Linked DNA regions of Homo sapiens: region 2 is linked to region 1. The links are chromatin contacts, found by Hi-C in ENCODE. All regions are on one chromosome and are shown on one strand. Each heading gives the region's core, a stretch centred on a gene start or an enhancer-like site at or near the end of the contact. The rest is flanking DNA. Distances are from core to core; before and after follow the strand shown.

Region 1 (7,477 bases), core at 4,643-7,142:
TTCTCAATACTCACATATACACTGGCATAATGCTTACAATTTTTCTAGAATGATATATAGATAAGAGAGTTAAGAGAGGTTACTGAAGGCTTAAGATGTTCAAGGAAAGCAACTAATTTATCCAACCTGACGACAGATTTTGAAAGCAAAGCACATGGGACCAATAGAGCCCCTGATCTCTCAGGAGCTGGTAAAGAACTCTCGGAAGAATAGGCAAGAAAGCAGCTCACTATGTAAAAGGAGTCTTGTTTAGAAAAATAAAAGGCAGTGGGCATGGGGAGAGAGCTGTTGAGTCAAGAAGTACTAATAGTCAAGAAGGAACCAGGTACCAGCTTCCCAAGTTCAGTTCTCTTCTCATCTGAGACTCTAGTAGCAAGAGAGATGGCAGCTACTCGACGAGGCTGGGTCACAGCAATGATGCCCTGGCGGCTGATCCCTCCTTCATACAGGTACTGAGGGATCTGAGTTGTCTTCCCAGAGCCAGTTTCCCCTAGGAGAGAGGGGGAAAAAAAAAAAAGGCTCACTGAAATGCAAACTGGGGCTCGGCACCAGGGCTGGCACCTATAATCTCAGCACTTTGGGAGGCCGAGGTAGGAGGCTCTCTTGAGCCCAGGAGTTCAAAATCAGCCTGGGCAACATAGCAAGACCCCGTCTCAACAACAACAACAATTAGCCTGGTGTGGTTGCATGTGCCTGTAGTCCCAGCTACTAGGGAGGCTGAGACAGAAGGATCATGAGGCCCAGGAGTTCAAGGTTACAGTAAGCCATGATTGTGCCACTGCATGCCAGCCTGGGAGATAGTGTGAGACACTGTCTCAAAAAAAATAATAAAAATAAAAAAAGAAATGCAAATCGGCTGGGCACAGTGGCTCATGCCTGTAATCCTAGCACGTGGGGAGGCCAAGGGAGGAGGATCACTTGAGCCCAGGAGTTGCTCCTGGGCAACATAGGGAGATGCCGTCTCTACAAAAAATACAAACATTAGTTGGACGTGGTGGTGCACGCCTGTGGTCCCAGCTACTCTGAAGGCTGAGGTGGGCATATTGCTTGAGCCTGAGAGGTTGAGGCTGCAGTGAGCCATGATCACACCACTACACTCCAGCATGGGCAACGGAATGACACCCTGTCTTAGAAAAACAACAACAACAAAAAGCAAATTGACATAAATTTCACCAAACAAACAGCTCAAAGTCAGAAGTAAAAGATAAAATACCCTGTGTTGGTAAAGCCTCAGGAGAATGGGCATTCAGGTATGTATACTGCTGGTGAAATTAGCTGGTTAATTGGTATTGTTTCTCAGGTGGTCAAATTATGTTTTTTAAATCTTTAAAATGTTTATATCCCTTGACCCACAATTCTACTTGCAGAAATTGATTCTAACAAAATAAGTAAACATGTGTATAAAGATACAGCTTCAAAGAGATTTTATTCAATTTTGCTCCTGACAGAAAAAAATTGGAAACAATATAAATGTTCAAAAGGTAATTTACATAGTTAAAATATAAAATAAAATACAACCGTTACATAGATTTCTGCATACTGACTGACATGAAGAGACATCCATTCATGCACTGCTGCCTTCAACTCCTGGCCACTCCCCAGCCTGCTGCCTCCCTTCAAACCCTCTGCCTCTGCCCACACTATGGGCAGAACACCTGCCCTCACACTGCCTGCCTCGCAAACTCTAAGATGAGTTAGGCCTCAAACACGCTCCCCTGGCTGCACAGTGGCCCTCCTCTGGGCTCCGTAGTGCCTTGTTCATCTCTCTTCCAGCACTGACCATCCTGTGTTGTACAGAAGCGTTTAAATGTGTCCGTCCTCCTCCAACACCAGAAGGGAAGCTCCCAGAGGGCAGTGCTCTGAATGTCCCTCTCGTGTACTTGAGTATTTTGCATACAATAAGCACGCAGTAAATGTTACTTCCTACCCTGTGTGAATTCCTTTAACAGTGCCTGATTAGAGCAAAGAACTCAGTAAACCTGCGCTTCCTTCCCCTCCCTCTAGCTACCACCAGGCCTCTCTGACTTCAAAAAGTCCTCCAGTCCCATGATTTGTGGGTTTTTTTCCCTGTCAGTCTGTCAGCCCCCTCTGACTGCTCATCCTTCCTGACCCAGATAAGAATCAGACAAAGGATTTGATTATTCTGCAATCTTCCTGCTGAATCCACTAGGCAAAACCCCAAACTTTGATCCATGTCTCTATCTTTCATGCTCCTATACCAGGGCAACAGAGCGTTGCTAAAGTAAAATACAAAATGCTTGGAACCAGAAGTGTTTTGAACTTTGGATTCTTTCAAGTTTTGTAATATTTGCATTATACTTACTGGCTGAGCATTTTAAATGTGAAAATCTGAAGTCCTAAATGCTCCCAAATCCAAAACTTTTTGAGCATCTGATATGACACTCAAAGGAAATGCTCCTTGGAGCCCATTCTTGACTTCGGATTTTCAAATTTGGGATGTTCCACCTATAATCTGGCTGTGCAGAAGCAAACCTGAGTTTATAGTGTAGCCGAAATGCACCTAGGCACCACTACTGCCATCGATCTTTTTTCTTGTTTTTGCAGCCTGTCTCGTCTCCATCCTCCCCAAGGGCCCACTTGAAGCCCAGTGACTCCCATTCTGAGCAGGGCTCCTGAACCTGTCTCACAGAAGTGGGGTTCTAAAATGTGGTCTCTCCCTAACTGCCCCTAGAAGCCCTTCTGCAGTGCACCATCCTTACATCCGTTCTCTAGCCCTGCAGCCTCTTAGCCTTCCTCCTCTTCCAGACCAGCCCTGCATCTAGCCCTTGTGGCCAAGTTCCCCCGTCCCCCATGCCTCCTGATCTTTGCTCTGTTAGCTCGATTCTATCTTCTGCCTCCCTCCCTACTGAGTTCTTCCCCTCAACCTCTGAATACAGATGGTCCCTGTCTTAGAACTGTTTGACTTCAGGATGGAGCAAAAGTCAAAATCGTACAGTAGAAACTGTACTTTTGAGTACCCACACAACTGTCACTTTCAGTATGGTATTCAATAAATTGCATGAAATATTCAAGACTTTATTATAAAATAGGTTTCATGTTAGATAATATCACCCAACCATAGGCTAATGTACATGTTCCGAGCACACTGAAAGTAGGCTGGGCATATTAAATGCATTTCCAACTTAGGATATTTTCAACTTATGAGGATGGGTGGATTCATCCACACATAACCCCATCCTAAATCGAGCAGCATCCATAAAGTTTCTCTCAGCTTCCCTCCTTTTTCCTCAAAACAGAAGCCTCTTCCCCCTGCTTTCAGCCCTCAGCTCAATGACAAATCAGCTGTTACCCACACAGCTTTGTTGAAATAGCTCTCGATGGGATGGATCCACGATCAATAGTGTCAGAGATAGTCTGTGAAAGTCATGAAAAATTTTATGAGAGGAAATGTATGCAAGAAATGTTTTACAATTTAAAAGTGATTAGGCCTCCTGAATGCTTTATAAAATGTCACCATAACTCTTAGCTGTAGAACTTGCCTGCTTTGCAGCTAGGTAAAACCTAGGACACATGGAGCTAAATGCTGAAATAAGCCAGACCTTAACTGCACTTCTGTCTAAGTCCTAGGCTGTACACCTAGCACATAATTAAAATCCCGAACTTACCAAGGTTTTCAACAAAGGTAAAGGTTGCTAAAAGTTAACAGTGTAACATGTATTTAAAACTATTGAAGAGACACTTTATGTGCAAGGTGTGTAAGGAAAGTAAAGTACACTTTCGGTAAAAAGATTATCAGGAGGGATAAGAATGCACATTTTTACCTACGTTAAAAGGTTAAATAATTGTTTTGAGGGGGCCAGGTGCGGTGGCTCACGCCTCTTTCTATATCAACCAATCGGGCCTAGTAAAAAGCGCTGCTAAAAAACGTAAAGAAAAGGCTAAAAAGCTAAGGGAGTACCAAAACCACCAAATGGACTCTTGGTTTGAAAACAAAATCATAGCATGGGTCATCCCATTCCTGGGCCCTCTCCTAATAATATGCCTGGAACTAATGTTCTTACCCTGCCTAATTAATCTTTTTCAAAGATTTTTAACTGACAGGATCATGGCAATTTCACAAACAACTACCCAAAAACATCTACAGACGGCATTGCTCCTAGTCAACCCGAGACCAGGAAACTCTCCATCCCCTCGTTGCAGGAAGTAGCCAGAAAGAACATGCCGTCCCTCCTCCTTTTTATAACTATAGGGTCTGGATTGACAAAGCAGGAACATCACCATCTTGGACAAGCCCCTCATTCAAAAGTTCACCTTAATAAAAAACCGCCTAAATCCAAAAGGTATCAGCCTAATGGCTAAGGTCAGCACGACCATAAACCACAAATAACATCTCCAGCCAGAAACATTCCAAACTCCTCCCCGACCAGAGACATGTTAAGGGATAACCCCACTCTGGCCGGGAATATGCCAGCCGGGAATATGCCAGCCGGGAGATAAACCCCCTCGGGCCGGAAAAATGTCTGCCCCAAGATAACATCCCCTGCTCCCAAAGAGTCCAACCCTGCCAAAAACTTCTCCACACATATAAACATTCCAAGCTTGTGATAAGCCCCCTCACCCTAACACCAATATATACTCTTAGTCTGTAAGAGAAAGGGCTCCTGACCGAAATCGGCCAGGAGCGCCTCTCAGGTTTTAACTAAAGAAAAGCTGTCTTTAACTGCCAGCCGCGTTTCGTGTTTCTTTCCTTTTTCTTTAACTCTTACAAATAGCTCACATCCAAATCCAGTGGGCATCACATCCAAGTCCAGTATAACCGGACTTGACTGCTGCATCTGCTCACTCTCTATTCCTTTGACTAGCAGCACTCATGGGTCTCCTTCCTCTCTTTGGCTGCTCATCCTTTCCGTCCTTCAGTATCTCCTCTAACACGTTGGGGATCATAAGCCCCATGAAATCAGTCCCTGCCCCACAACTCTGCCTCTTTTCATGCACCAGAAACTACACCTTCCCTTTCGACCGGAATGTGTTCAGGTTCCCATCTCTCAAACGGGCTTTCCCCCCTGCCTAGAATGCCCTCCCTCCCACACGACCTCCCCAGCCGCCTCCTCACAAACCGGGTCAGATCCACTCTTCTAAGATCCGCAAGCCCCCGGTACGTTTCTCTACCCTTTTACGCGGAAGGTGAGTCTTTGCCTACACACGTTGGTCACTCTCACCGGGCTGTCCAGCGCCTCCAGGGCAGGGCTGCCGGACTCTTCTTCGAGGCCCCTCTCCAGGTCTGGCCCAGAAAAGGTATTCAGGTTTGTTGAAGCCACGAACGAAAGGGATTGAGAGGCATGTAAGAAAAACTGCTCTAGCTAAGCCACGGACGAAGTGCAAGGAAGAGCCCGCCGGCGCGGCCACTCACCGATGAGGACCGCGTTGTCCAGGTTTCGGAGCTGGGCCAACAGTTGCCCCCGCGCTTGGAAGATGGGCAGACTCCGGCGCTGCAGCTCCACAGCTTCAGGGTAGGGACTGGCCGAGGGCTGGGCCAGGGGCGGCTGCTGCCTCCGGCCTCCTCCTCCTCCTCTGCCGCCGCTGCCCGCAGTCAGCAGCATCACCACTTGCCTCCCGGGAGGGAAGGACCCAGCGCGGCTCGGAGGTCCAGAGCCTGGCCGGAATCTCTTGGCCGGCGGGAAGCCCGCCTCCTCCGGCATGTCGGGAGGGCACCGCGGCGGGAGGCGCAAGCGCCGAGAGCTCCTGCCCCCTCTCAGGTGCAGACAACAGGAGCACACCGCCCCTTCCTCGCCGCCACGTGCTGGCGGCTCCCGGCGACCACCGATGACCTCACGGCCGCCCCAGTCTTTAGAAAAAGGGACTGCATCTCCCAGCATGCCTTGGGGGCTTGGGAAGGCTTTCACTTCCTGGGGGTGGGAAAAGCAGGGCCTGAGGTACAACCAGGAAAAGGCCCGGAGCTACAACCGGGAAACACAGGATGTAAGGTTCCGTGGGACTGTAGTCTTGGTTAACGAGGTTTTTCTCATTGTTTTATTTTTTTTTTTTGAGATGGAGTTTCGCTCTTGTTGCCCAGGCTGGAGTGCAATGGCGCGATCTCGGCTCACACTGCAACCTCCGCCTCCTGGGTTCAAGCGATTCTCCTGCCTCAGCCTCCCAAGTAGCTGGGGTTACAGGCGTGCGCCACCGGGGCCCGTCTAATTTTGTATTTTTAGTAGAGACAGGGTTTCTCCATGTTGGTCAGGCTGGTCTTGAACTCCCGACCTCAGGTGATCCGCCTGCCTCGGCCTCCCAAAGTGCTGGGATTATAGGCGTGAGCCACCGCGCCCCGCCCATTGTTTTGTTCTAGTAGCATTACTTCTTTTCAGTAAACCCGCGTTTTCCCCTTCTCTGTCCAAATAACAGTCACTCTTCAAGGAAAGTACTTAATTCTGTAAAATCAATGAGAAGCGCAAACGTGCATTGTCTAATCCTCTAAACAACTTATAAGTTATGTGGTATATACTGGTTATTAGATTATCTCTAATTTACAGATTAAGAAATTGAGTCATCTTAGTCATTCAGATGTCCCCAAATCATAATTTTGTGATCATCTTGTGTTACAGAAAGGAAAACCAATTCTGATATACATGAATTTAACTCAGAAAATGACTCCTCCAACGGATGTGGTCGCCTCCAGTAATACAAGCAGAGAAAGGAGGGAGTTCAATGAAATTAAAATTGTCTTTTATCTTTCCTTTCCCCCAACCATTCCAGCCAGACTCTCAAGTTCTCTACATGGCTGTGCAACCCCATCACAGACACTTCAGTGAAGATTCAGAACTGCAGCAGAAAAAAGTAGGATTATAACTAGTTCTTCCTTACCCTCCTAAAAGTTCTTAGATGATTTGCTAATTTACCACGGAGAATGCCAAGTAGCTGTTTGCTCTTACAGGAAATGTGATTTCCAGAGAATACACCGTAAGCTTCAGCTCATGTGAAGGGTATCTTCTGAAGCTCGTTTCCATGAAACTCGCCCTGTTAAATATCTCCCTTCCCGTGATTCGTGAGAGAGCTAGTCTAAAAACAAAAAACCTCCCCTTTGCTCCAGGTCGGAGATAATTTTCCTCTAGTTGCTGACAGTTTGGTGACCAGGCATTACTGAAAATGTGCACGTTGAACCAGCAGCAGATTTGTGTTTAAGAATAAACTGACAAATTTTCACTTCCTACCCTGAAATATTTAGAAAGGCAACCCAAAACTACAAGGGATAATAAATGTTAACTCTCAAATTATGGACTTTGAGTAAAGACATCCCAGTCCTTTTTCCCAGTGTGCTTTCCAGAGTAACTTAAGGTAGGAGTCCGATGTTCCAAATGATTACAATAATTTAGGTAATGTAAATGGGTGGACTTATTTCTTGATGGAGCACATTCCACCTCTACATGCAGCCCCTAATCATTTCTAGGCAATGGCTGTCATGTAGACCTATTATTGCCAGATCTTCCAATTTTCTCAAGAAAAGCCAAAAGTGAAGATT
Region 2 (7,147 bases), core at 967-3,466, 1.8 Mb after region 1:
GGGGAATAGCGCTGCTGCCTACAGCCACAACCATCCTGTACTGTTCGCGCCCTAAATCAGGAAGTGGAAGCAGACTGGTAAAGGACAGAATGAACCCAAGGCCAGACCCATTCTCCCAAATCAGTTAAATCAACCACCACTACCACTGAGGGCTTTCTGGAAATTCTCTGGACCCCAGGTCACCCCAACCTGGGTTTATTCTTTCAAATTGTATTGAGGTATGCTAAGGGGTACAGACCACAGTACAGACCCAGAACCTGTGTCTCCGCTTACTAAATTCTCCCCAGACTCCTTCCGAGGATTCTCCCTGGTGGTGGTGAGACCACAAGAGCACATTCATTTAAAGTGCTGTTAGCTGAAGGACCTCTGACCTTGGAGAAAAGCTAAGGGAGAGGGGACCCAGAGATGCTTGGGTCCATCCGGACAGTTTCCCTCAGAATGCTAGGCTCTCCTGGAGAAGCAAACGTCCTCATTTTCAAGCCCTACAACTGCCCAGCGCTGTCCTCTGACAGGGACACCCAAACTTCAATGGTGGGCACAGCACCCACCTTGAACTCCCTCCCACAATTAAAGAGGCCCATCGTAAAAGCATCTGCTTTAGTCTTCAATAAATCCAGATACCTACACTCACACTATGAAATAAATTTTCACAGCCTTTTTGGAGGAATTCTCTTAATGGGAACCGCAGGCGTTTCTCCTTCACACCCAGGGCTTTCCCAAGTTCCCGTCCTTGTTTGTAACGTATGCCCTCCCACCCACCTCCACCCTTGACACACAAGTCTGTCTCTTCCTTGTTATAGGACCAAACACACACCGAGGTTCCAAATAGGGTCTTTCCCAAGCCCACATCCACAGATCCGGCTGTCATCAAACAGGTGTTCCCCGCCTCTTGGTTTCTTTAGCAACAACTCCAGCTTTCTTAAAGAGCGCCCCACCCACCACCTTAGCCCCCAAGAGTTGCCAAATCCTGTCCCATCTAGCCCCATCAAAACCCCCAAGGGCAAGGTTCTATTACAAGGGTCTCCCACCTCGCCCCGCTTAGGGTGCCCAATTCTCTGGCGAGAAAAGCCCCAGCCAGGATTCCCTTCCTAGGCCCAAACAGAGGCCCGACACTCCGAAAACCCCTGAGCACCACGGACAGATGTCCCCAACACCGCCAGACGTCCCCAACACCGCCAGCGCCCACCCTGGCTCACCGTGCGGATCTGCCTCCGCAGAAGGTAAATGAAGAAGCTCCAGAGCTTGGCGGCGAAGGCCACGAACGTGCGCAGCCCCAGCAGACACTGCGTCCGCATCATCCCGATGACCCCGGCACCGCCGGCCCCGGGGCCCCCGCGGCCCAGCTCCGCCAGCCCCCCGGGGGCAGCCCCCCGCCGCCGGGAGGGGGAACGGGGGCCCCGAGTGGCAGGAGAGGCTGCAGAGAGGGGCACGGAGCGGGCGGCTCAGAAAGCCACCCCTGGCGAGGGTAAAGCCCAGCGGAACGGGGAGCTGGGGGACAGGCGTGGGCAGCCCGCGGGGGCCCACATGGGCTGGGAGTGGCACCGACGGCTTCGGGGAGGTTGCGGGCCGAGACAGGTAGGGCTAGGATGGGGTCCTCCGAGACCTGGAGGGAAGGGGAAGGATAATTGGGGGAGGGGGCAGTGGGGGAGGGGGCTAGGGAAAAGGGAGGAAGGGAAAAGGGAAGGGGAGGGGGGGAAAGCAGAGAGTGGCCCGCTGCGCAGGCGCGCTAGGGGGCTGCTCGCAGGAACGGGGAGGGCGGGGGCAGCGGCGCGCAAAGGGCCGCGGCAGCGGAGAACGGGCCTGCAGAGCGAAGGAGCAGGGAAGGAGGGGGAGGGGGAGCCGGAGGGCGCAGAGCGCTGGGCCGGAGCGGCCTCCCCCTCCCCGAGCTCGGGGGTCCTTTAGCCGCTGGGGACCGGGGCTGCAGCCTCTGCAGCTGGGTTTCCCACTCTGACAGGCGCCATTTTACCGTCCAAAGGACTCCCTCTTCCTGTCTTTCCCCCTCCTCTTCCCCTTTGACACTACTTCCGGTGGTGACGTGTATTCGCTTCACCGGGACTAAGTTCCTCCTGCGCGGTCTATGGCGGGTAGGTATAAGGAAAGCCAAAAGCACTCCAAGCGAGGCTGCAGTATTGCGCACGCGCAGAAGGTGGCCGCGGGGCGGGGCCTGAGGCGAAGCAGGCCCCGCCTCAAACTGCGTGGGCGGGGAGAGTGACGTCACTTGGCCCGCGCTTAGGGCCCTCGCGGGGGGCTTGTGGGTCCTCCTCCCCCTCCCACTGACAACTGCCCCAACTGCTCTTCCCGCCCCGGTCACAGTGAAAATGTAGACGGGGTCGTTGTCCGTACGACTGTGCGCCAGGGCTCGGGGAGGGGCGCCCTCCGCGTGAGCGCCCCCCTGGGAATATTGAACATAATCACCTCTCATTCCAGACTATGTTAGGTCTTAATGGTGGGAGGACGCCCGAGTGCTCGGCCCGTTTCACCCCGAGGAGGAAGGACACTGGGTCATGACGCCATCAGAGGGCGCCAGAGCAGGGACCGGACGCGAGTTGGAGATGTTGGACTCGCTGTTGGCCTTGGGCGGCCTGGTGCTGCTTCGGGGTGAGAGCCAGAGGCACGGTGGCGGGGCGGGGGGTGCGGTTCGGGCCTGGCTGAGGGGACGGAAGTGGGCAGGAAGGGCCAGGGGTCACAGGCTAGGTGTGGAAATCGCGACGGGTTCGCGAAGGCGGTAATCCCAGCGCTCTCATACCCTTTATCCGTCCCTCGCTCTGCAGATTCCGTGGAGTGGGAGGGGCGCAGTCTCTTGAAGGCGCTTGTCAAGAAATCTGCACTGTGGTGAGTATCCCACAGTGTCTCCCCGGCCTACCCTGGATAGGGCACCTGTGCCCACTCTTTGACAATCCCTTCTCATCTCTGCCTTAGTGGGGAGCAAGTGCATATCCTGGGCTGTGAAGTGAGCGAGGAAGAGTTTCGTGAAGGTTTTGACTCTGATATCAACAATCGGTAAGTACCAGTTGGAAGAGATTTGATTAAATTTGAGACCTATAATGCTAAGGAAATTTCTTTACAACAAGCGCAGAACCTGGTATGTAGTAGCAGTTCCTTAAATATTCATTGAAGAATTGGATATGGATCTTTCAGGAGGCAAGAATTAATAAGAGGAGTGATGAGTATTTGGGGAGTCCAAAGCAAAGATCATAGAAGTCGAGAGAGAAATAGCCTGGAAATAGGGAGAACATGTGGGAAGGGTATTGCAGTAATCCGTTAATCCGGCTTCACTCTTTAAGGTACATATGTACCGAGCACCAACTATCAACCAGGTGCTGTGCAAGATACTGGAGACGGCAGTGAGTGAGACCTGTTCCTGACCTAATGAATTTTAGGGAATAATGGTAGGAAGTGATAGAGGCCTGGTTTAAGGCAGTGGCAGTAGAGATGGAAAGTTTAGAACACATGTAAAGGACTTTAGTGGGTAGAATTTCCAGGATTTATTGACTAATATGGGGGAGAAGAAAGTATTGAGATAAGGAAGTTCCTAAACCCAGCGGCATGCCTGATCAGGAGACATTAAGAACCATTAGTAGGATGCTTTCTACTTCCTAGTCCCGGCAACTCAGTGGATGATAATAGTAGTTTACATCTTATCTGTTGAGCCTCCAATTTTGCATCAGCCATTGTTGTGATAGAGGCGGTGGTGTATGTTCAGATGGCATTCCATGGCTGGGCGCGGTGGCTCACGCCTGTAATCCCAGCACTTTGGGAGGCTGAGGCGGGTGGATCACCTGAGGTCTGGAGTTCGAGACCAGCCTGACCAACATGGAGAAACCCCATCTCTACTAAAAATACAAAAAATTACCTGGGCATGGTGGCACATGCCTGTAATTCCAGCTACTCAGGAGGCTGAGGCAGGAGAATCGCTTGAACCCAGGAGGCAGAGGTTGCAGTGAGCGGAGATCACGCCATTGCACTCCAGCCTGGGCAACGAGCGAAACTCTGTCTCAAAAAAAAAAAAAAAAGCGGGCACTCCACAAGAGAAGATAGAAAAGAGATATCTGGGAAAAAAAGTTCTGCTACCTATGCCAGTCTCCCTTTCCTGAGCTGTTTTTTCTGTAGTTGTTACTTCTTGACTTAATTCTTGACTTTCTTTAAGCTGTTCTACAGGCAGGACCAAATCTCACGTCCTCTGCTTTCTCTTTTTTCACCCAGGGTGATAATCTTTAGGTGCCACACACAGGAAATATTTGATAATGGTGATAACTAACATTTATCAGGCATATACTATGTGTCAAGCACTGTGCTGAATGCTTAGAGGTTGGCATCTCATTTCACCAATGAGGCAACTCTTAGAAATAATGTATCAGTTAGCTGACCTTGGGCAAGTAGCAAAGCCAAGCTTGGAGATCAGGCTGTCAGACACCAAAGTCTGTGCTCTCAATCACTGTATGCTCTCTCTCAGTAATTATCTTTCACTAATATTTAGGATATTCATAAAAATTGAGAAAACAGCCATAAAGATCAGAGGATGAACTTTGTGATCCTCTCGGGGGAAGGGGCAATATTATATTGTGTCTTATTTTCCCTTTGCAGGCTGGTTTACCATGACTTCTTCAGAGACCCTCTCAACTGGTCAAAAACTGAGGAGGCCTTTCCTGGGGGGCCGCTGGGAGCCTTGAGAGCCATGTGCAAGAGGACAGATCCTGTTCCTGTCACCATTGCTCTCGATTCACTCAGCTGGCTGCTACTTCGCCTTCCCTGCACCACACTCTGCCAGGTCCTGCATGCTGTGAGCCATCAGGACTCTTGTCCTGGTGAGACCCCTCCTTCATTGTTTCCCCTCATACATCTCCCTCTGCCAAGGAGTGTGCCCCTTTTCCTTTCTACCCTAGAATAAACATCTGGGTTCTCCAGTCAGACCTTTTTTCATTTTTTTGACTTTTTTGTCTGTTTTTTTTTTTTTTTACTTCTCCTTAATGCCATCTACCATTTGCTTTTTTTTCTCCAAGTTATTTTTTTACTCATTTGTTTCACTCATTCATTCATTTAACAAATCAATAGTAAATATATACAATGTGTCAGGTACAATTCTAGATAATGGCAAAATACAGACTGACTGTAGCTGGGTCCTTGCCTTCCAGGAGCTCGAAGTCCCATAAAAGATGGAGATAAGTAAACAGGCAGTTACAAGATGGTCTGATAAAGGCCATGATGATACAGGCATGCACAGGGCACCTTAAAGAAGGGCACTCTTGGCCGGGCGCGGTGGCTCACTCCTGTAATCCTAGCACTTTGGGAGGCCGAGGTGGGTAGATCACAAGGTCAGGAGATCGAGACCATCCTGGCTAACATGGTGAAACCCCGTCTCTACTAAAAATACAAAAAAAAATTAGCCGGGCTTGGTGGCGGGCACCTCTAGTCCCAGCTACCCGGGAGGCTGAGGCAGGAGAATGGCGTGAACCCGGGAGGTGGAGCTTGCAGTGAGCTGAGATGGGCCACTGCACTCCAGCCTGGGCGACAGAGCAAGACTCCATCTCAAAAAAAAAAAAAGGCACTCTCTTGAAGAGCAAGAGGTCATCCAGGCAAATTTGGCCGGGCAGGGGCACTGAGACTAGCCTTGAAGTGCACTGTGGGTACTCGAATGGACTTAGGAGTCAGACGCCCAGCTTTGTATTAAGGTGCTTGATCTCTCATTGCTTCACTTTCCCCTGTATATGGGGGAAGGTACAAGGGAAGTATTAGGATGAACCACTATATTGCCATTTCTTAGGTTAAAAGTTGTTAAATATTGTCTGGGCGCAGTGGCTCATGCCTGTAATCCCAGCACTTGGGGAGGCCAAGGCGGGCGGATCACCTGGAGTTGGAGACCAGCCTGGCCAACATGGTGAAACCCTGTCTCTACTAAAAATACAAAAAATTAGCTGGGTGTGGTGGTGCACGCCTGTAATCCCAGCTACTCGGGAGGCTGAGGCAGGAGAATCACTTGAACCCAGGAGGCAGAGGTTGCAGTGAGCTGAGATCACGCCACCGTACTGCAGCCTGGGTGACAGAGAAAGACGTCATCTCAAAAAAATAAAAACAGTCCGGGCGCAGAGGCTCATGCCTGTAATCCCAGCATTTTGGGAGGCCAAGACAGGTAGATCACGAGGTCAGGAGTTCAAGACCAGCCTGGCCAAGATGCTGAAACCCCGTCTCTACCAAATACAAAAATTAGCCAGGCGTGGTGGCACGCGCCTGTAGTCCCAGCTACTCAGGAGACTGAGGCAGTATTGTTGAGCCCGTAGCAGGGGTTGCAGTAAGCCAAGATTGCGCCACTGCACTCTAGCCTGGGCGACAGAGCAAGACTCCATCTCGAAAAAGAAAAGAAAAAAAAATTGTTAAATGTCAGTGATTTCATACAGTTTGACCTAAAAACGCTGACCTTTGTAAGGATTCAAACATTGTGTTAAAGCGTTTAGCATAGTACCTGACACTCTCTAAATGCTCCCAAAAAGGGAGGCAGAGAATTGAAGGCACTGACTGAGATCTTGGGAAGTTCCAGAAACTACAAGTACTTCCGTGTGTAAGAGATGAGGCTGGAAAGTAAGTGGACACCACCTGCTGGAAGCGTTCGTTCCATCCTGAAGGCAGGAGCTGCTGAAGAATAGAAGTTAGAGCGGTGCCTTGATCAGCTTTACATTGGGATGATAGAGGAGATTAAGGTGTGGGCTGGAGGAGGCTCAGAGCACGGTAGTGAGATTGGCCAAGGGACGTCAGGATTTTGGCAGCACTGTGATGGAATTGTGAGGCTCTCTCTTCTTCACTGTTAGCTCCCAGGCCACCAACCTGAATGCTCCCTACTATCCTACATTTCTTGTCCTCCTCTAGGTGACAGCTCCTCAGTGGGGAAAGTGAGTGTGCTGGGCTTGCTACATGAAGAGCTTCATGGACCAGGCCCTGTGGGAGCTCTCAGCAGCCTTGCTCAGACTGAGGTGACCCTGGGCGGTACCATGGGCCAGGCCTCGGCCCACATCCTGTGTCGGAGGCCCCGACAGCGCCCAACTGACCAGGTCAGAAGAACCAACAGAGAAGGACTGGAAACGGGGGACAGAGAAAGGGGTGGCACGATGGGAAGAACAATGAAAATGCTGATGTTTCAAGGAGACTTTAAAAACAA

Evidence for each region. Hi-C counts contacts between places; a loop is a spot of excess contacts on that map. Pooled maps may share reads with other maps.
Region 2: a pooled map shows a loop between it and region 1 (18-fold over the local background). The contact joins the promoter of ELP5 here to the promoter of DHX33-DT in region 1. A Hi-C loop is called at or near these places in 2 of 37 single-sample maps with no recorded cell type and 5 of 50 pooled maps.

The regions. Positions count from the first base shown.
Region 1 is chr17:5,463,200-5,470,676 of GRCh38, forward strand. It overlaps DHX33-DT (DHX33 divergent transcript), which reads left to right and starts at 5,893. Exons shown (of 3, transcript NR_135644.1): 1 at 5,893-5,940; 2 at 6,715-6,795; 3 at 6,893-7,161. DHX33 (DEAH-box helicase 33) reads right to left here and starts at 5,783. Exons shown (of 12, transcript NM_020162.4): 1 at 5,372-5,783; 2 at 330-490. The coding sequence starts at 5,660. RefSeq lists enhancers at 4,835-5,417, 5,207-5,426, 5,807-5,876.
Region 2 is chr17:7,249,999-7,257,145 of GRCh38, forward strand. It overlaps ELP5 (elongator acetyltransferase complex subunit 5), which reads left to right and starts at 2,217. Exons shown (of 8, transcript NM_203414.3): 1 at 2,217-2,598; 2 at 2,772-2,832; 3 at 2,920-3,000; 4 at 4,585-4,805; 5 at 6,859-7,040. The coding sequence starts at 2,553. CTDNEP1 (CTD nuclear envelope phosphatase 1) reads right to left here and starts at 1,736. Exons shown (of 8, transcript NM_001143775.2): 1 at 1,197-1,736. The coding sequence starts at 1,298. RefSeq lists enhancers at 1,339-1,926, 1,927-2,515, 2,384-2,603 and silencers at 1,464-1,583, 1,654-1,863, 2,634-2,873.